Linked DNA regions of Homo sapiens: region 1 is linked to region 2. A link is an interaction called in ENCODE POLR2A ChIA-PET data of the cell type or tissue named here. Cell type or tissue: CD4-positive, alpha-beta T cell. All regions are shown on one strand. Links, peaks and the distances in the headings refer to the core of each region. The heading gives the core; the rest is flanking DNA.

Region 1 (5,388 bases), core at 182-5,181, 63 kb after region 2:
GGATATGCCTGTGATTTTCTCCTTTGCTCACTTGTATTTCATTTATGATACTCAGGCATGTATTGGCATTTAGATAATCTGCCTTTCCTTTCCTTAATGAGATACATATGAATACCCAGTTATATATTGAGTGATGATGTTTGGCAGTATTGCAGAGTAGCACAGATGTCTGAAAGTTAAAGTTAGGTATATGACACTAGTTTACAGTGTCAGTGTATAATTGAAAGTGTGTGATTGAAAGCATGAGTTGTTTAAAGATTAAAGTCTGTATTTTCCGTGAACTCTTAGATTCAGGCAAAATTAGCACTTCATGTGTTTTCTTTTCTGTTTTTTTTTTTTGTTTTTTTTTTTTGAGACGGAGTTTTGTTCTTGTCACCCAGGCTGGAGTGCAATGGCGTGATCTCGGCTCACTGCAACCTCCGCCTCCTGGGTTCAAACGGTTCCCCTGCCTGCCTCAGCCTCCTGAGTAGCTGGGATTACAGGTGCCCACTGCCACGCCCAGCTAATTTTTATATTTTTAGTAGAGATGGGGTTTCACTGTATTTGCCAGGCTGGTCTCGAACTCCTGACCTCAGGTGATCTACCCGCCTTGGCCTCCCAAAGTGCTGGGATTGCAGGGGTGAGCCACTGCGCTTGGCCACCTTGTGTTTTCTTAATTATGTAAATTAGAAGTTTGATATTTGGTTTGAAATATTTGTATTGAAGAGAAAATTTCAGGGAACACAGAATAGTATACAAAGAAGAGATATTAGGAAAGGTAGATTTTGGAAACCAGGGAGAAAGTAGGCTGAGTGGAATGGTTTCAGAGATTGGGGGAAAGAAGGAAGAAGATTATAAGAGAATAATAAATTGTAAGCACCTTCGAGTAGGATTTTAGGTATATGTTTTGATATGATATTGTTTTTGTTTTCATCCCTTATGAAATATGGGTAACTATAGGTGATTGATTAGAATTTTTAATTTTTACTTTAACTTTTGTAAAAAAAAGTTAATAGGAAATGGCTATACCATAGCATTCTTTGATCATTTTATATTCTAGCTGCTCAGTTTATTTATTCACGGCGTGACAAACCTTCCGTTGAGCCTGTGGAAGAATATGATTATGAAGATCTGAAAGAATCTTCCAATTCTGTTTCAAACCATCAGCTCAGTGGATTTGATCAAGGTATAGCAAAAAGTAGTGTATCTGTTATCTGAAAGTGATTAATGACCAAATACACCAGAATTTATCAGTTTTATTGTGTTTATAACAGTGACTATGAACAGTAATGATGTAAACATATCTTTCATATTCAAGGACAGTTTATGTTTTATTAAGTATGTTTTGTGAGGAGTGTATTTAACTGTATGATTGAAAAATTGTATGGCTATTGTTTAGTAACTGAAATTTTAATTGAACTATCCCATTTAAAATTTTTTTCCATGGGAGAGAAACTCTAGTGATTCGTTAAGAAGAACTTTTTCAGATGATTTAATTGTTTCATAAGCTGTATATGGAGCTTATGATTAGAATACATAAACTCCTTTACTTACAAAGATGTTAAGTTCAAGAGGTTTCAAAAAAAACCAGTTGAAGTCTAAAGTGACACTGTATAAGTGTCCTCAGGATTTACATCTGTGTGAATTAAGTTTCAAGATTTACATCTGTGTGAATTAAGTTTCAAGATAGAACTTGGTAATGACATCGGTTCTGAGTTTTTGCATATTTTCAACTCTCTTAAACATTTTAATGAAGATATTTATATTTTAGCTTTCTTCTTTTATAAGTATAAATAAATAAATAAGTATAAATAAATAAATAAATAAAAAAGAGGAGGCCCTGATGCTAGCTAGCTATACTATTTTGTTACAGTTTCAATAATTGATGTATTTATCAAAGAGATAATATTATCCCATAGCTTATTAGCCTTTAAAAGTTAATCTTAAATTGAAGCAAAGCAGAATTGCCCAAATATTTCAGGAATGTATTTTTAATAATTAATGGGCCAATGAAAGAAGTATCAAATACTTTTTTTTTTAAAGAAAGGGTATTGCCAGTAGATTACTTGTTCAGCATATGAGCATGTACAATTAAATATAAATTGCATTCTGTGAAATGGTTTTGTGGAATAGGGAGTTTGAAAACCTCTATTCTATTTTGATTATTGCTAACTTAGTAGTGCCATGATTTTCAATCTTATCTTTATTAAGTTAGAATTTGCTTGATATATCTAGCTCATAGACTTATTATGAGGATTACAAAAGAAATATACATAAAAGTATTGTGAAAATTGTCAAGTGCTATACAAAAATATAAGGGAATATATCATTCATTTTTATTCATTGGCCCCTAGTTACCTGGTACTAGAGATACAAAGGGTTCTAGGGATACAAAGCCTCTCTGCTCTTATGGATTTTAAATCATTAATAAGTATTATTAATAATTACTTTTAATACTAATGTCATCAGAAAATTAAAATTCATAAACAGCTTAGATAATTCCAGACTTAAATTTTTTTCTTTTAAAAGTGAATGCCGGCTGGGCACGGTGGCTCACGCTTGTAATCCCAGCACTTTGGCAGGCCGAGGCAGGTGGAAACCTGAGGTCAGGAATTTGAGGCCAGCCTGGACAACATGGTGAAACCCATCTCTACTAAAAATAGAAAAATCAGCCGGGCATGGTGGCGGGCGTCCATAATCCCAGCTACTCAGGAGGCTGAGGTGGGAGAATTGCTTGAATCAGGGAGACGGAGGTTGCAGTGAGCTGAGATCACGCCACTGGCATTCCAGCCTGGGCAACAGAGTGAGACTCTGTCTCAAAAAAAAAAAAAAAAAAAAAAAAGAATGCCTATCCTCCCCTTAATCTCCTGGACTTTCTTATTTTTATGGCATTTTTATATTATGTTATCTTGCCGTTTTTTAAAGAGTCATTAAGGATTATTTTAGTTAGCTGGGAAGAACTGAAGTTAGCCAAAAAGGAAACTTAAGGTAGCAGCTTGAGAAATATAAGAAATATACTTCGTGAATAACTGGATTCACTAACAAATTAGAAATAGTTCCACACTCACCCCTTCCTTTCTGTACATGCAAAAAATGATCATTGCAGATACCATCATCACTGGTGACTGAAAATAGATATTAGTGTATACTGTGCAATGTACACTTTTTTGAAACATTAGTCACTATTATTCAGGAGACATTTTATTATAGTGATTTTTAAATTAACGAAATCGTTCCTTGGATAAGGGAAGATAGGTATATTGTAGATAAAAATACGATCATTAGAGATAATTTTTGCCAAAGAGAAGGGAGAGTTGAATATTCTAGTACAGCTGTAAATTTTAAAATCAGTTTTGAAGATTAAAAGTTCTTTCATTGCACCATTTAGTATAGCTTTTGACCATTGTCGTCTTTTCTAGCTCGTCTTTATTCATGCCTTGATCACATGAGAGAGGTACTTGGAGATGCTGTGCCAGATGAAATATTAATTGAAGCAGTTCTGAAGAACAAGTTTGATGTGCAGAAGGCTTTGTCAGGGGTTCTGGAACAAGATAGAGTGCAGAGTTTGAAGGACAAGAATGAGGCAACAGTATCTACAGGAAAGATAGCAAAAGGTATGCCTTTACTTGTTCTTTTTCACTTGTTTTACATAGTTAATGCCTAAAGAGAGGCTTTCGTTTGCTTGAGCTTTTAAGAAAATATTTAATTTGCTTGAGCTATTAAAATCTTGCATGTTATTGTTAACTTTTGATTATCAGTTGATCTAGTTGTGGATTTTTAGGATGATGACTGTGTTTCTTCTGTTGTAGCCTGTTTTTGTGGTTATTTTACTGCTTGATTGTTTTTGTTTGTTTTTTTGTTTGTTTTTTGAGACAGAGTCTCACTCTGTCACCCAGGCTGGAGTGCAGTGGCATGATTTTGCTCACAGCAGCCTCCACCTCCTGGGTTCAAGTGATTGTCCTTCCTCAGCCTCCCAAGTAACTGGGATTACAGGTGCGTGCCACCATGCCTGGCTTTTTTTTTTGTTTGTATTTTTAGTAGTGATGGGGTTTCACCATGTTGGTCAGGCTGTTCTTGAACTCCTGGCCTCAAGTGATCCGCCTACCTTGGCCTCCCAAAGTTCTTGGATTGCAGGCGTCAGCCACTGTACCTGGCCTCACTAGTTGATTTTATAACAACATAGTGGAAATAAAATTAGATAAGACAAGACATCTTTTTCTTCTTGTTAGTAGCTTATAGAACTTTTTAATTGTTATTTTTTTAAACTCTGATGAGATAGGAAAAGGAAATTGACAGCCAGCTAATTAATGTTAAAAAAATCCCTTTATGCTTTTATTATGTATAATTTTGTTTTATTTAAAAATAATTAGGTATAAGTATCATAATTATACTACTTTGCATTTTATAGCCAGAGATTTAATTTTAAATTTGTAAAATTTGGGGTTAAATTTGGAATTCAGTGGACATAAGAGGGGAACTGAGGTGGTAGCATTATATTAATTGGCATGCTATCTCTCAGTTTGAGTATGGCGATTTGTTTACTATGTCAGTGTTTGTTGTAACCTCTGGGCTAAATTTTTTCTACAACAAAGCTGTGTACAGCCTGTTACCATGAAATAAGAGTGTGTTTTCCAGGGATGCTGGGCACACAGATGGGCACTTGTAACTGGCTGTGATGGGAATGAGTCTGTAATATGTCATCTTGTATTGATAGTGTATCCCAGATTGTGGTAGAAATTACCGGGGGTTGTTTGCTTATTTGTTTCTAATACATTAAAATACAGAATAAAAGGAACCTAGTTTTTTTTGTTTTTTTAAAGAAGTTTTTGAATTTGAGACAATCCTGACTACAATTTAATTATGGTTAAGACCTCACATTTTTAAATTCGTGAAAATTAGAACATTGACTGACTTACATTGTATGTATCAGTGAACAGAGTATAAAGGTTACTTTAAATTGGTAAAGGAAGGTAATACTCCCTTATTGTTTTTTAGAGTATTCATGTTAAGTAATGATCAAGTATCACTTTATTCATGTCATAATCAAAAGAAGCATTTAGTAATTAAATGCCTCATTTCATGTTTCCTTTTGGTTGCTGTGACTGTCTTCTGCGTATATCAACCTATTCATCTGAAAATTAATGGCTCTTGTAAGGTAAGGAGTCTTATTTTCTTCTTCTGAAGTTTCAGCTGATAATGTTCAAAGTTCTTATCCTCAGTCAGCAAATCATTTGGATTATAGTAGCAAACCCTTTGATTTTGCTAGCTCAGTAGGAAAATACGGATTATCTCATAATTCTTCAGTTCCAACTCACTGTTTACTCCATAGAAAAAAGAAACTTGACACACGTAAAAGTGAAAAGAAACTAGAATCATGTAAGTTAACAAAAGAACTTTCACTAGCTAACC
Region 2 (5,388 bases), core at 279-5,278:
AAAAAAAATGAAGAGTGGTGATCATTGGGTTGGCCAACATTGTTCGTCTTTGTTTCTCATTCTGCCTGTCTTCTTCATATGAGCTACCTCCCAGTTACTACCTCCCCACAGCAGCTTGTCCCAGATGGCAGTAGCAGAAAGGGAGCCGGAATTACTCAACTCTGAAAGGCTTTCTCAATGTATGGATGAATGGATGGGTGATCATGTGTTTGCTTTACTATTTTTGGTGTTTTAGAGTGAAGAACAGAAACAATATGGCAATCACCAATTTTGACTGGCAACATCACAGATCAAATTGCTTCTCTGCTCAAAAGCCTCCACTTTCTTTCTATCTATCTTGCAATATAATATAACACCATAATATAATAAAACAACACGTTCTTATTGTGGTCTACAAAGCCCTACAGGATCTCACTGCTACCCAATATTCTGACTTCACCAGCTGCCATTTTTTTCTTTCTCCCTATAATCTAGCCAGTAACATTAGCCTCCTTACTCTTTTCTAAACATGCTGGGACACTCTTATCTGAGGGCCTTCGAACTTACTCTTCTCTCTGGATCTCCCTGTCCCCAGATACTTACTAGGTTATCTCCCTCACTTACTCAGTTCTCTGCTCATGTATCACTTTACAAAGAGTCTTTCCCCAGCCACGCTTTCTAAACTGGTTTCCTTCTTACCCCCATCACTCTCTATTCCCATAACCAGCTTTACTTTTTTATAGTACTTACCATCTTTTGCTATATGTTTGTTTATCATTTGTCTCCCCCAGCCAGAATATATAGACTTCATGAGCTTGGATTTTTGTCTATGGCCTATATCCCAACACTTAGAATAATACCTGGGACAAAGTAGGTATTCAAACATAGCAGATGCTGTCATATCCTCCTAGGTTCCTTGGATTCTGTCATTCAAGTGTGCTCTGGCCAACTTCAAACTGCCTGTATCTGCATCTCCAAGCTCCAGGACGCTTTCTAGAAATGATATATAAGACCATTCTACCTATTCTATGCATCACACTTCAGGATTTACAACCATCACTACCACAGAGCAGCCCTCAATCAATGATTCTCATCATTTGATGCATAAATACTACAGCTGCCTTGCTCTTCAATGGAGGAGAATGGGAGTAAGGAAAAGCGGGGAGGGGAGTTGTTCTGAGACTTTGGTAGCTGTCCTAATAATACACCTGTGTTGGCTGCCTTCTTTCCCTGCATCATTTCCCCCTCCCCTGCTGGTTTTTACTTCTCAAGTAAATAATTCACTCTCAAATTCTTATCTCAAGGTCTGTTTGGGGCAATTAGAAAATAAATATTTGTTATTGTTGAATGAAATATTCATAGCAGATTCTGGATACATGTGTAGAAAAAAGCTGGATGGGGGCAGTTAGGGCATAGTTTCACAGATGACGGAAAGTTGGCTGAGCAGCAAGGGGAAGGCGCTATCACCAATCAGGAGGAGACAAGTTGGTTGCATTAATAGGACTTCCAGGATGATGTTGGGAAAAAAAGGAAAAGAAATAAAAGATACATTAAGGTGAAAATGAAAATGACTCCTTGGCAGCATCTGAGAATCAGTATCTGCAGTTGAGTCCTAGAAATGGCTGAACACAGAAACAAGCACACAAAATGCCAGCTTCATGGGTGTGAAACCTGTGCAGCTGCACAGACCGCACGCTCAGAATGACCCTGTGTTTGCCTTAATGCTCTGCTGTTGCCATCTTGAAATTCTTGATAATTTTTGAACAAGGGGCCCCACATTTTAATTTTGTACTGGGCCTCACAGATTACGTAAGCAAGCCTAAGTTCATTCCGTAGTTTCTCACTGCAGTTTAGGAAAAGTCAAGAACTATAGTTCAGGAAGAATAATAGAATATTAAGGATTTAGAATGAGAGAAATAAGACTTAAAGAGCTGGCTCACTAAGAAATTCTCAGGGTCTTCCCACAGTCTACTTTAGTTAAGAGTGCTCATTTCCTGTCTCAGATGCAGCCACATTGGAAACAGAAATAAGTTATTTAGTAATATTTCATGGCACTAATTACTTAGCACAAATATGAAAACATTTGATATATATGTGTGTGTGTGTATACATATGTATGAACTATATAGTTTATAGTTTGTTTTGTTCAGAGGAAAAAATACAGTTGATGCTAACTAGAAAAAGACTGATGAATGGCAGGGCGGGGTGGCTCCCACCTGTAATCCCAGCACTTTGGGAGGTTGAGGCGGGGGGATAATCTGAGGTCAGGAGCTCGATACCAGTCTGGCCAACATGGTGAAACCCCCCGTCTCTACTAGAAGTACAAAAATTAGACGGGGGTGGTGGTGTGTACCCGTAATCCCAGCTACTCGGGAGGCTGAGGCAGGAGAATCACTAGAACCCAGGAGGTGGAGGTTGCAGTGAGCTGAGATTGCGCCATTGCACTCCAGCTTGGGCAATAAGAGTGAAACTCCATCTCAAAAAAAAAAAAAAGAACAAAAACAGAAAAACACTGATGGAATGCTAGCCAAAAAGTCATATTTGTCATCATAGTCGACCTGTAATGTTCTGTTTTTGTGGCATGTGCCCTATTAGCTGCTAGTGGCTTTTTAATTGATCATTCATCTGGCTGTATAATTGGGAGGCTGCCAGGAATCTTTGATGTTTCCTGTCTGAAAAAATGGCATATAAAATGCTGTTTTAAAATATGCCATTCTACTTATTTCCACTTAAAATAGAGGAGATTGAAAACAGTACATGTAAATACCAAAAAGATGTCTTCTGATATTAAAAAATAAAAAAAGTATTTGAGAAAAAAATTAATGATCCCCCTTGTGGGAAATTTTGAAGCTTGTGGATTTTTAAGCAGGGAGGCAAATAAGTAAAGCATCGCAGCATTTTTCACTAACTAAAAACAGATGTCATGTGATAATGGGTGTTACATCTGCAGCTGACACCCACTTCAAAGAACAGGTGCCTCTAGTTGTTTAAAAAAAAAAGAGAGAGAGAGGGCCGCTCTTATAGCAGTCTACAGCAGGCTTCAGGAAGTGATGAGGGGGGGCCATGGAAAGACCAGCCCCTTGGACGCTCTGGGTCACTACGTCATGGTGGTACATCTGGGCACTTAGGTCCTCAGTGACCTTTCTCCCAGGTAAGACTTCAATGTCAGAGGTTAAACTGCTAGATGATTACATTTATTTAAAAGTTATTACTTTAAATGCAGTAGAATGAAGTGAGGGCTTTCCTTTACATCATATACAAAAATTAACTCAAAATGGATGAAAGATCTAAACACAAGAGCTAAAACTATAAAATTCTTAGATGCATACATGGGGGAAAAACTTCATGACGTTGAATTTGGCAGTTATTTTAAGATACGACACTAAAAGTACAGTCTAAAAAAGAAAAAATAGATAAATTGGATTTCATCAAGATTAAAAATTGTTGTGCATCAATGAATACAATCAGCAGAGTGAAAAGGCAACTCACACAATGCAGGAAACATTTGCAAATCATATCTCATATAAGAGATTAACATCCAGAATATATAAAGAACTACAACTCAACAATAACAACAAAACCAACTCAATTCAAAAATAGGCAAAGGACTTGAATAGCTATTTCTAAAAGGAAGATATACAAAGGACAATAAACATATGAAAAGAGGCTCAATACTGCTAATCACCAGATAAATGCAAATCAAAACCACAATGAGATATTACATCACACCTATTAGAATGCTCATTGTATATATTTTGTAAAGTGTTGGAGAAGAAGTGGAGAAATTGAAACCCTTGTGCATTGCTTATGGAAATGTAAAAGGGTGCAGCTGCTTTGGAAAAATGGTGTGACAATTTCTCAAAAAAATTAAATATAGAATTACCATATGACCCAGCAATTCCACTTCTAGATCTATACCCAAAAGAATTGAAAGCAGGAACTAGAACAGATATTTGTACACCAATATTCAGAGTAATCAAAAGGTAGAAATAAACCAAATGTTCATGAACAAATGGATAAACATATGGATAAACAAAATGTGTATACATACAGTGAAAAATTATTCCATCTTAAAAAGAAATAAAATTAATACATGCTACAACATGGACGAACTTTGAAAACATTGTGCTAAGTGAAATAAGCCAGATGCAAAAGGGCAAATAGTGAATGATTCCATTTATATGAGGGATCTAGAACACGCAAATCCATAGAGACAAAAAGAATAGTGGTTAATAAGGGCTGCAGAGGGAGATCTGGGGAGTTACTGTTTAATGGATACAGAGTTTCATTTTGGGAAACTCTGATGAAAAAGTTCTGAGATGGTTAATGATCATGGCTGCAAAATATGAATGTACTTAATGCCACAGAACTGTACACTTAATCGAGACCAGCCTGGCCAACATGGTGAAACCCCGTCGCTACTAAAAATACAAAAATTAGCTGGGTGTGGTGGCACGTGCCTGTAGTCCAAGCTACTTGGGAGGCTGAGGCAGGAGAATCGCTTGAACCTGGGAGGCAGAGGTTTCAGTGAGCTGAGATCGTGCCACTGCACTCCAGCCTGGTGACACAGTGAGACGCCGTCTCAAAAAAAACAAGGTTAAAATGGTAAATTTAGTCTTTTCCTCTTGTTTATACTGAATTTAACTGGAAATTGAATTAAAGCTTAGTTCAAAATTCTGCTTTCTATAATATAGTGTGGCTTGTTCTCCCTAACTCTATTTTAACTTACCTCTGAGACATATTTGTTCTTTCCCTTATGAGCTAATGTTTGAGGATAGTTTCATTCTTTCAATCCACTTTTCTGTGGTGTAGGGACAAAGAGATGAAGGAAGAGAAAGAGAGTAAGCTTAATCTGGGCTGGTGCAGTCCTGGCTGACAAATCTTGTTCTGCAGGGTCCTTTGGGGATGTTAAATGTCCTGTCCTATGGCCTACCCCAATCAGCCAGAGGTAGATCCCATCCATGGGCTCACAATGCAAGACAGCCTGGCAATCTGTGAGATGGCAAGTCCTTGCAGCCTTTTGTCTCAATCTGGGTTCTAAGATAATTTTAGGAGCTGCTACTCTTGAGGAATTTTTCATGACTTTTCCCACCGCTATCAAGAGACACCCTTGACCCAGTGCGGTGGCTCACGCCTGTAATCCCAGCACTTTGGAAGGCCAAAGTGGGTGGATCACCTGAGGTTAGGAGCTCGAGACCAGCCTGGCCAACGTGGTGAAACCCCACCTCTACTAATAATACAAAATTAGCCAGGTGTGGCAGTGGCCACCTATAATCGTAGCTACTCAGGAGGCTGAGGCAGGAAAATTGCTTGAACCCGGGAGGTGGAGGTTGCAGTGAGCCAAGATTGCCCCATTACACTCCAGCCTGGCCAAAAAGAGCAAAACTCTGTCTCAAAAAAACAAAACAA

The links. ChIA-PET counts read pairs that join two places held together with the same protein. Peaks named below come from ENCODE experiments on the same cell type or tissue, not always from the same donor. Only the 100,000 strongest peaks of a DNase experiment are listed, where the experiment ranks them.
Region 1: POLR2A ChIA-PET joins it to region 2 with 6 read pairs; 12 of 35 experiments call an interaction of 5 or more read pairs at or near these places.

The regions. Positions count from the first base shown.
Region 1 is chr6:135,037,778-135,043,165 of GRCh38, reverse strand. It overlaps HBS1L (HBS1 like translational GTPase), which reads left to right. Exons shown (of 18, transcript NM_006620.4): 3 at 1,040-1,165; 4 at 3,399-3,593. Among named protein-coding and RNA genes, the nearest start is that of HBS1L, 14 kb to the left of the region's middle. In CD4-positive, alpha-beta T cell, for the core only: no CTCF peak of the experiment used is centred there; no DNase peak of the experiment used is centred there.
Region 2 is chr6:135,100,670-135,106,057 of GRCh38, reverse strand. No RefSeq gene overlaps it. Among named protein-coding and RNA genes, the nearest start is that of HBS1L, 49 kb to the right of the region's middle. In CD4-positive, alpha-beta T cell, for the core only: no CTCF peak of the experiment used is centred there; DNase peaks (open chromatin) are centred at 2,627 and 2,937; H3K27ac peaks cover 1,309 bases.